Linked DNA regions of Homo sapiens: region 2 is linked to region 1. Evidence: chromatin contacts called from ENCODE Hi-C data. All regions are on one chromosome and are shown on one strand. The core of a region is the stretch at or near the end of the contact, and the rest is flanking DNA. Distances in the headings are between cores, read along the strand shown. Region 1 has its middle 79 kb from the start of LINC02154. Region 2 overlaps LOC124905248 (a long non-coding RNA gene).

Region 1 (4,499 bases), core at 969-3,468:
CAACTTTTTCATTTAACACTGAGAACTACTCCTGCCAAGTAGATCACAGTCCTCATGTCAGCTGTTACCACAATGTACTCCCTGGAAGTGCAAGAAGGAAAAGCAAGGAGAGTCATCTGGAACTAATAACCAGTGCCATTGATGTTTCCACTTTCTCTATAGGGATGAGTTTGCCAAGGGCCCAAAGATACCTGCCCCTACTGGTTAGTGTTAAAGACATAATGACTTTCTCCCCCTTTAGGCTCCCTTTTGCTAAGTTCTGTTATAAAAATACCTGCCCAGAGCAAGTAACTTTCAATGTGTTTGGGCCCCCATGTTTTCCTGACCCCGCACCTGGTCCCTGAATTGAAATACGTATGTTTCTCAACTTCTTAGTCATCAATTTCCAAACCATTGCTTTAGGTTGGTTATTTCTATGGTCAGTTATATTGAATTCATGCTGAGTGATTATCTTATTATCAGGTACGGAGAGCATCTGACTGTCATGCCACATAAGACTACAGAGAATGTCTTGTTGGTGGTTGTGACAACAAGGAGCTTGGGCTAAATGAAGGGTGGTCCATTTGAATGTGTGATGCATCATGGATTCAATCTACATGGGGATTCATTCATGTCTCAGGCAACTATCAAATAAATTCCGTACTCAATTCTGCCCAATTACTCAGAGAAATGTGACCCAATAAGTCCAGTTAGGATTTATTGATTGTTTACTATGTGCCCAGGAAGTAGCAACCCTGGTGAATAAAATGTTTCAGGAGGCACTCTCTCCTTTCAAGTACTGTCACAGGTTGCCTCTCCAGGAAGTAGACTTTGAGCTAGAGATTATTACAAGGGCATTTGTTGGGATCAATACCTGTGAATGTTTAGGGACAGAAGCAGGACTAGGCAGAGAGAGAAGTCAACCTGCAACCCAAGCACAATAATAGCCTCCACTGACACCACAGGGCTTTGGAGTTGGAAGGGCCCTTCAAAGTTACGCTAGGTTGGAGAGATGGCCAGGCCTCTATATCCCTGCATTAATCTGTCATTGAATGTGGGTCACCTCAAGAAGGAACTTGACCTTGGGTGAGAGGGCTGGACTCTACAGATGAATAGTCCCTGAAGCTCATCTCCCATTACCCCTTCCTATAGCTGGGGATAGCAAGTTCTTCATTAAATGGTTTTATGGGTTGAATTGTGTCTTCAAAAAGATAATCTAAAAGCACTGAAGTTATAACCTGTGAATGCGACTTTATTTGGAAATAGTGTCTCTATAGATGTAATCGAGTTAAGATGAAGTCATTAGAGTAAGCCCTAACCTGATATGACTGGTGTCCCCCACAAAAAGAAGAAAATGCCATGTGAAGACAGGGACACATGGGGAGGAGGTGGTCATGTGAAGGCAGAGGTAGAGACTGGAGTGATAGGGCTGTGAACCAATAAATGCCAACAATTGATGGCCACCACTAGACGCTATGTAGAGGCACAAAAGGATTCTACCCAGAGTATTAGAGGGAGCATGGCTCTGAGGACACCTTGACTTCAGATGTCTATCCTCGAGAACTGTGAGAGAATAAATTTGTGTTGTCCTAAGCCACCTAGTCTGTGGTACTTTGTTACAGCTGCCTTAGGAGACTAAGAAGGGGGTTCTAGGTGGCAGATGACAAGAATAATCCCTCAGGATGAAGTCAGTTTATAAATGAAATATTCAGCTGTAGAAATAACTTCCTGAAAGTAACAGTTCGTAAGTGGATTTGGGGAGCTAACGATCTGATTGAAACTATATGACTTTTATATATAAAATGGAAATGGATGGTACAGAATTACTATGTGCAGGGTACTGGCTGGATGAAGAACTTTATAGGATTGGCTTCACCTAGCCCGATGGAGTTGGTGTTATTATCCACATCTCATAAATGAGAAAACTGACGACCGAGGTTCAGTCATTCATCAACAACTAGAGAGTAGAGCAGCAACTGGGTGCAAACCTGAGTTTATACTTCCCCTGAAGCCAGTGCCCTTGGCCACTGGGTGACTCTGGAGGTGCAGTAGCACCAGAACAATAAGTCTGTAATAACCACTGTGGGATGTATGGGGAAGGAGAGCTGACAAAGGATCCTGGGTGAGGAAATGCATCCGGAACAAAGCAAACTTATTTCCATTACTGGAACATAGCCCAGAATACAGGTCATATGGATGGTTGGTTGGTGAGATCATTTCCAGTGCTTTTTGTGACACTGTTTTTTCCCCAGAGCTATATTAACACCATCCACTTGAAAAAAAAAAAAAAAAAAGTAGCATTCCTATTTCAATCTGGTAGGAACAAAGAACTCCTATGACAATGGAAGTAAGAAAGATGAGAGAAGAAGAGAACAAATCAGGGTCTCATTTGTATAACTGCTTCTACCTTAGCCCCAATTGTCCCATGCCAGATGACAGTGTGGTTTCCATACTCGGATGTCATTAAACATACTGAAACCAATTTTGGTGCCAAATTACAACCACAAGCCAAAATACCTGTAAAAAAAAAAAAAAACAAAAAACAAAAAAAACACTTTTCATATTCTGATTCAGGTCAACATCAACTAGACACTATTTTGTTAAATTTCCATTTAAACAAAGAAGTGACCATTTCTGATGAACTGAAAACTGACGTAACCCTCCAGAATTGAGAGCTGGAAGGAATACTGTTTTTAATTAACTCAATTCAATTTATCTCAATGCCACACTTTTATTTTTACTGTTTTCTATGTGCTAAGACTTATTTACTATGAATGCAGACATAATGTAAAAAGTTTCTACTCTAAAGAATCTCACAATCTAGTGGAGAAATTAATAATTATTACTAAACCTGAAAGGAACTGTTATTGAGGTTACTTATAAGGTGTGATAGAAACACCAAGGAAGAACACTCAATAGCACGGAGTAAGTAGAGGCAGTAGGATAGAGGACTTTCCCAGTGGAGGGAACTCTAGAAGTGAGCCTTGGAGAAAGGGCAGAAATTATCCCAGAGGGCAAAGAAAGAGAAATGGGCATTCTTAAGGATTATGATATAAAAAGTTGAGAGAGAGAAAGAGAAGAAGAGAAGGAAAGGAGAGGAGAGAAGAAAGGAGAGAAGAGAAGAGAATGCTCTGGCCATTGCAAGAAACACTAAGTAGCTCAAGTTTAGCAAAGTATGCATGGTGGAGGTTGGGAGATCATGGAAGAGGAGAGAAAGGCAGTGTTTTGCATGCCATGCCAAAAGGTTTGGACTTCACACTGAAGGCAAAGGAAAGCTACCGATCTGCATTTTAGAAGAATTATCATGCAGTAGGGTGAAAAGTAAGTTGGAAGTGGGAAGAGGCTGGAGGCTGAGAGATGCCTTAGAAAGTTCTTGAAGTAAAGTCAAGAATCTGGAGGTCCTGGACCAAGACAACTTTATGAGAGAAGGAAAGAGGATGCTTTGAGAAAACAAACAAACACAAAGTCAATATTTTAGGGACTGATTATAGTTGAGAGAGGAGTGGGGAGGGACATGGATAAAGAATCAAGAATGATAAAAAGATGGACAGCTTAAAAATGAGATGGCTTTTGACGCAGTTAACCAGCATGAGGAAGCCAGTGACGGTTTGGGGGTAAAGGGTGAAGAAGTAAATTCAATTTTTAATAAGTTCGGCTTGCAGTGCCCCTAGGAATCATCAGAGGACATGTGCCCCTATCCCAGGGAGAATCTGATTTCTTGTGTCCCTGATGTGAATTAACCTGCAGGTAAAAGACTACTGCCCAGAGAGGTGACAAGCTGGAGTCACAAAAGCTACAGAAGTAAAGATTTTAAGAAGAAAACAGTGATTGACCCTGGCATACCTTACAAAGTGGTTATGTCAGAGAAAAGACCATTGGATTGCAAATAGGACAGTATTCAATGACCTTACCAAACCCAGTTTCAGTGCAATGGAAGGGGCAGAACTAGACTCTAGAGGTTGTGGAAAGAAAGGGGGATCCTACAGCCAATCCATGCTGTTAATATCTACACCACAACAGAAAATCTAGGCTAGAATGCATGTAGAAGTAATTACAAACACACTGATTTATTTATTTATTCCTTCATTCAAATATTTATGGCATGCCTATTTTGTACTTGCCAATGACAAAAGAGACATGTAAAAATCATAGTTGAGAGCAGGGGAGTAGGCAATAAACAAAGAAACTTATAACCTGACGTTTGGTGATAGCAAGAGCAACAAAGTCGATTTTGCCTAGTGTAAATACGGAAGAAGGGCTACTGCAGCATTGACAGAGATGGCAAACACATGGGAAGTCAAGGTTTAGAGAAAAAAAGAGGCCGGAAGCAGTGGCTCATGCCTGTAATCCCGGCACTTTGGGAGGCTGAGGCAGGAGAATCACTTGAGCCCAGGAGTTTGAGACCCGCCTGGGCAATACAGTGAAACCCTGTTTCCACAAACAATTTTTTAAAAATTGGCTGGATGTGGTAGCGCATGCCTGTGGTCCCAGCTACACAGGAGGCTAAGATGGTAGGATTG
Region 2 (4,499 bases), core at 1,145-3,644, 170 kb before region 1:
TTCAGAAACAATTCACTTAATCACTGAAACTAAAATTTTCACATCTGTAAAATGTTAACTTATTCTTAGCACTACATGAGAGACCTGAAGAGTGTATCTTACAGAGTATTAAAGAATTTAAATGCGAAATGTCTTTTAAAATATGCAGATTGAAACTTATTAGAACACCAGGTGGGTGGCCAGGCTTGGTGGCTCACACCTGTAATCCCAGCACTTTGGGAGGCTGAGGCAGGAGGGCTGCTTGAGGCCAGGAGTTCAAGACCAACCTGGCCAACATAGTGAGACCTCGTCTCTAAACTAAATAAATAAATAAACACCAGGTGGAAATAATGGTGGTGAATAAAGCACACTAGTTGTCATTACCACATTTCTAAGTAGGGACCAATGCAATTGCCCCTACATAGTAATACACATTACATTGCACATGTCTATTAAGTTCTTGTGTCCAGTTTCCCAGGAAATGCAAAAGATACAGGTGAGATGAGAAAGTAATGATCCTATGAAGACTTGTGAGTTTTTAAAAAACACTGAAAGGATTTGTATAAAAAACGAGAGATCCTCAAGTTTTAAAGGTTGATGGCAATATAGAGTGGGAAGAGCAAGTCTGGGCCCAGTCATGGAGACACTAGAGAACTAGGAAGACAGAATGAAGAAAGAGAGCTATTTCTTCAAGTTATTTGTAAGAAAGGAAAAGAGAAGATGTCCAGGTAGTAGGACTAGGATGAGGTAGTGAAGCAAAACTGAGTCTCTGAACTCTTATCTGACTAGGGACTTGATTTTTCCAGAAAGTGGGGTAATACTGAATGTACACTTGGATACCTATTATTCTAAGCTAGGTTTTGGGGGCTGTTATCAGCTAATATTTGTATAGTGTTTTTCACCTCACCAATCATGTCAAGTAGGCATTGCCTATCCATTTTATAAATTTTACATCCATTTTATAAATGAACAGACAATGGACTCAAAGATGGTGGTGACTTTAATGTCACTCTGGCTGAGACTGCTTGTTGCCTACCTAATATTCACTTTTCCTTACATCTTTAGTCAATGAGTCCTGATATTTTTCAGGGTGGCAGCCTAACTAAAAGAGTATATTTCCCAGCTAAGCATGGCATTATAACTGAATTCTGTCCAATATGAAAGCTATTGGGTGTCACTTCCGGAAAGACTCCTTAGAAAGGAATAGGACGTGCCTCTTCTTGCCTTACCCCTTTTACCTTCCTGTTCCCTGGAATGTAGATGTGATGGCTGCAGCCAGAGTAGCCATATTGTGACACTGAGGATGCAAACCATGTATGTATGAGAATGGTGAAGCAGATAGAAGGACTCTGACTGCCCAGTGACTTTGTTAAGGTACTACATCGGCCTGGACTGACCACCTCTGGCCCTTTTTTTTTTTTTTTTTGGAGACTGAGTCTCACTCTGTCACCCAGGAGGCTACAGTGCAGTGGCATGATCTTGGCTCACTGCAACCTCTGCCTCCAAGGTTCAAGCAATTCTCCTGCCTCAGCCTCCCGAGTAGCTGGGATTACAGGTGTGTGCCACCATGCCAGGATAATTTTTTTTTGTATTTTTAGTAGAGGCGGGGTTTCACCATGTTGGCCAGGCTGGTCTCGAACTCTTGACCTCAAGTGATCCGCCTGCCTCAGCCTTCCAAAGTCCTGGGATTACAGGTGTGAGCCACCATGCCTGGCCTCACCTCTGGACTTTTTAATAATCCCTGGAGGCTATCAGAGTTTATTAAAACACCCAGAGGTTAGGATTAGACCAAATGCAGTTGGTCTAATCATAACCAACATGGTCACATAGCTAGGACTTGTAGAGCTTGGACTGTAAGACATCTAACTTTTGCTATTTCCATTCTGGACATGCACCCAGGCAGGTCATTTAAAGACAATATTTAAGTGGAAGAATAATCAAGATGTAAAACCACTCAAATAGTTTCATAAATACTTTTTGGGGAGCATAGAAGTTACTGGTCTTATAGAAGCCCTGTTGTAGAAAACTGTTTATTGTTCAGTTCTCGCTTTAGAAGTTTAAAACACATTTAGGTTTTCTCTTCTCTCGTTTATTTCAATGACTTTCCCTCCTTATCTGACTGTTAGTCTTGTTGGAATCTGGTCATGTGGTTGCTTTGTCTGGATTGTGAGAAATATAAGAATGCGCAAAGCCAGTGTAGTCTTCTCACCCAGCCGACTAACACATGACTCATGCATTCCAGTAAAGGTGGAGCAGGCCTGGCCACCAAAACCTGACCCCTGAGTCATTTCAATCAACTGCGAATGCCCAGGCAGCTGCATGCATTTGCTGAAACATTCTTTGGAAGGCATATGCTAATCCTTTCTTCCTAGATATAAATATTAACTCATCCATGCCTGTAGCACTTGTGGTCTCTGAACCCTACTTTTGGAATGCAGTTGGGGATATCAAGTTTGCAGGCTTGAGACACTGCCAGGTGACAGTTTGCTTCATTTTTCCATGGCCTTATTTAATCCTTTATTACTTTTTTTTTTGGTAGCACATGGCATTCATTTATGCACCCCTGGATGAGCAAAGTTCTTTGGCAGTTAACCTGAGTGACAAGGCACAAATCAATGGTCACTTCTTCCTTTCACAATAGGAAATTCTTGACTTAACCCTACTAGTTTCTTTCCAGCAGGGATGCAAGAGGTTACTGAGAACAGTGTCGATAACCTTGCATGATGTGCTATTTCTTTTTTCTTTTGATTAGGCTGTTTGCCCCCTTCATCATACCCTTACAAAATCATCCTCATATTTGTGTCATTAACCCTTTAACTGATTTCAACACACTTCCAGGAAGATTCAGTGGGTGTTTCAATCTACCATTTTGCAAGAGTGTCTCTTCTTACCTATCCATAAGCATAACTAATCTTTCTTTCATATCAATCTGTACTAATAGTACATTTGTAGCTCGTGGAATCTAATAAGGATTATGTAAATTTCTGCCTATTGATTTTTTTAGGTCCTCCAAACTAGATAAAAGGAAAGACTTTTATTTTCTGATGTCCCATTTAATAATTCAGTCTTCTTTTTCTGCAACTTAAACTCCATATCTATTATAATCTCTGCTTCATATAATAGCTGTTCTCATAGATACTTCAAGATTTTTTTCAGAAGGTCAAACAAGAGCTTCCTGCAAGATATAAAGGTGAGAGAACATTTAAACAGGCATCTCCAGTCATTGATAAGTTACTTGCTTCTTTGAAAATTCCAATTATCTTTGTGTACATGTTTTAAATTGCAGACGTTGTATTGGATAGAGATATCAGATTCACTGGGAAAGAGAGTGAGGGGCTAAATTTATTTTAGCTGAGATTTCTGCCACAGGCTCTTCAAGTTGAGCACCTTCTCTCAGTGGGTAGAGAGGCTAATTTAGCTTCAAAAATGATGATTTTCACAACACAAATGCAATGTACCATGAATTTCACTAGTTTAGAAAGCTAGATATTATATACTTGTGTTTTAAGAGTTCCAAGAAAAGGAGCCATTAACCATCTTACTTTTATCAATCAAAATAATTAAATTGAAAATAAAATGAAATTTTCTGAGTAAATCAGTTGTAATAATTGCTCTGTGATTTATGAAATATGAGTGGGCTGTTGAGAAATACACTCTCTAGTTGATGGACCATATATTATGCTAGCTGTTCCTTAAGGCTGCTCTTCTGAAAGCAAATCTATTTGCTGAAAGAAGTGGACTGAAATGGGAAACAAATTGTGCACTAGAAGGCACTAGAATTATGAATGTCAGCCTGGAATGGAAAACATATATTTCAGAAACATGCTTATTGGGAGAATAGACAAAGCATGAGGTCATAGGAAGGAAGGGCAGAGATGGGGAATAAATGATTAATAAAAAGCTTCTGAATGCTCTGTGGAACAACTCCAAATCCTTTCATAGATCAGTTTTACATTGCCTTAACTTTCCAGTGGGGGCATGGGGAGGCCCATGGGCATTTTAGAAAATTATAAAGTTTGCATTCATTTTTTCACGATTAGTATTTTCCCTTATTCTTCATTGCCTCTTCCTGAACATTCTCTATGGTATTATTAGAACTCTTATTAAAAACAAAAAACCTCTTTCCAGCTCATGCCATTTCATCCCTGTCCCACCTTCTGTCTCTCCTACTGACCTCCTGGTAACTCCCCAACATTGATGGAAGACTTTTGCACCTTACTCACAGTCTTCCTTCCCACCTCAAAACATGTTGTTATCCTGGGTAGCTTCAGCATAGTAATTAGCTATATTATTTTGGGGACTACCACTGAGGCAGGAGAATAGGGCCTGAAGGCAGAGAACCTAAGGACTTCCTAGAACTAAATCAAATGGAAACACTTCAGCTGTGACAGGAAATAGCCTCTTCATTTACATAGGGCATACAATGAGTAAATGACTGATATGGTTTGGCTGGGTCCCCACCCAAATCTCAACTTGAGTTGTATCTTCCAGAATTCCCATGTGTTGTGAGAGGGACCCAG

The links. Hi-C counts contacts between places; a loop is a spot of excess contacts on that map. Pooled maps may share reads with other maps.
Region 2: a loop to region 1 is called in a map of PC-9, with 16 times the contacts of the local background. The contact joins two enhancer-like sites. A Hi-C loop is called at or near these places in 8 of 168 maps with a recorded cell type or tissue (Calu3, MCF 10A, PC-3 and 5 more) and 5 of 50 pooled maps.

Annotation. Positions count from the first base shown.
Region 1 is chrX:13,221,995-13,226,493 of GRCh38, reverse strand. No RefSeq gene overlaps it. Among named protein-coding and RNA genes, the nearest start is that of LINC02154, 79 kb to the left of the region's middle. Within about 2 kb of position 2,218, at least 2 of the 41 ENCODE cell types and tissues checked have a DNase peak (open chromatin) inside an H3K27ac peak, as active enhancers do; they include PC-3 and PC-9, where a contact is called at or near this core.
Region 2 is chrX:13,396,391-13,400,889 of GRCh38, reverse strand. All of the region lies in intron 1 of LOC124905248 (a long non-coding RNA gene), which reads left to right. Among named protein-coding and RNA genes, the nearest start is that of LINC01203, 63 kb to the right of the region's middle. Within about 2 kb of position 2,394, at least 7 of the 41 ENCODE cell types and tissues checked have a DNase peak (open chromatin) inside an H3K27ac peak, as active enhancers do; they include PC-3 and PC-9, where a contact is called at or near this core.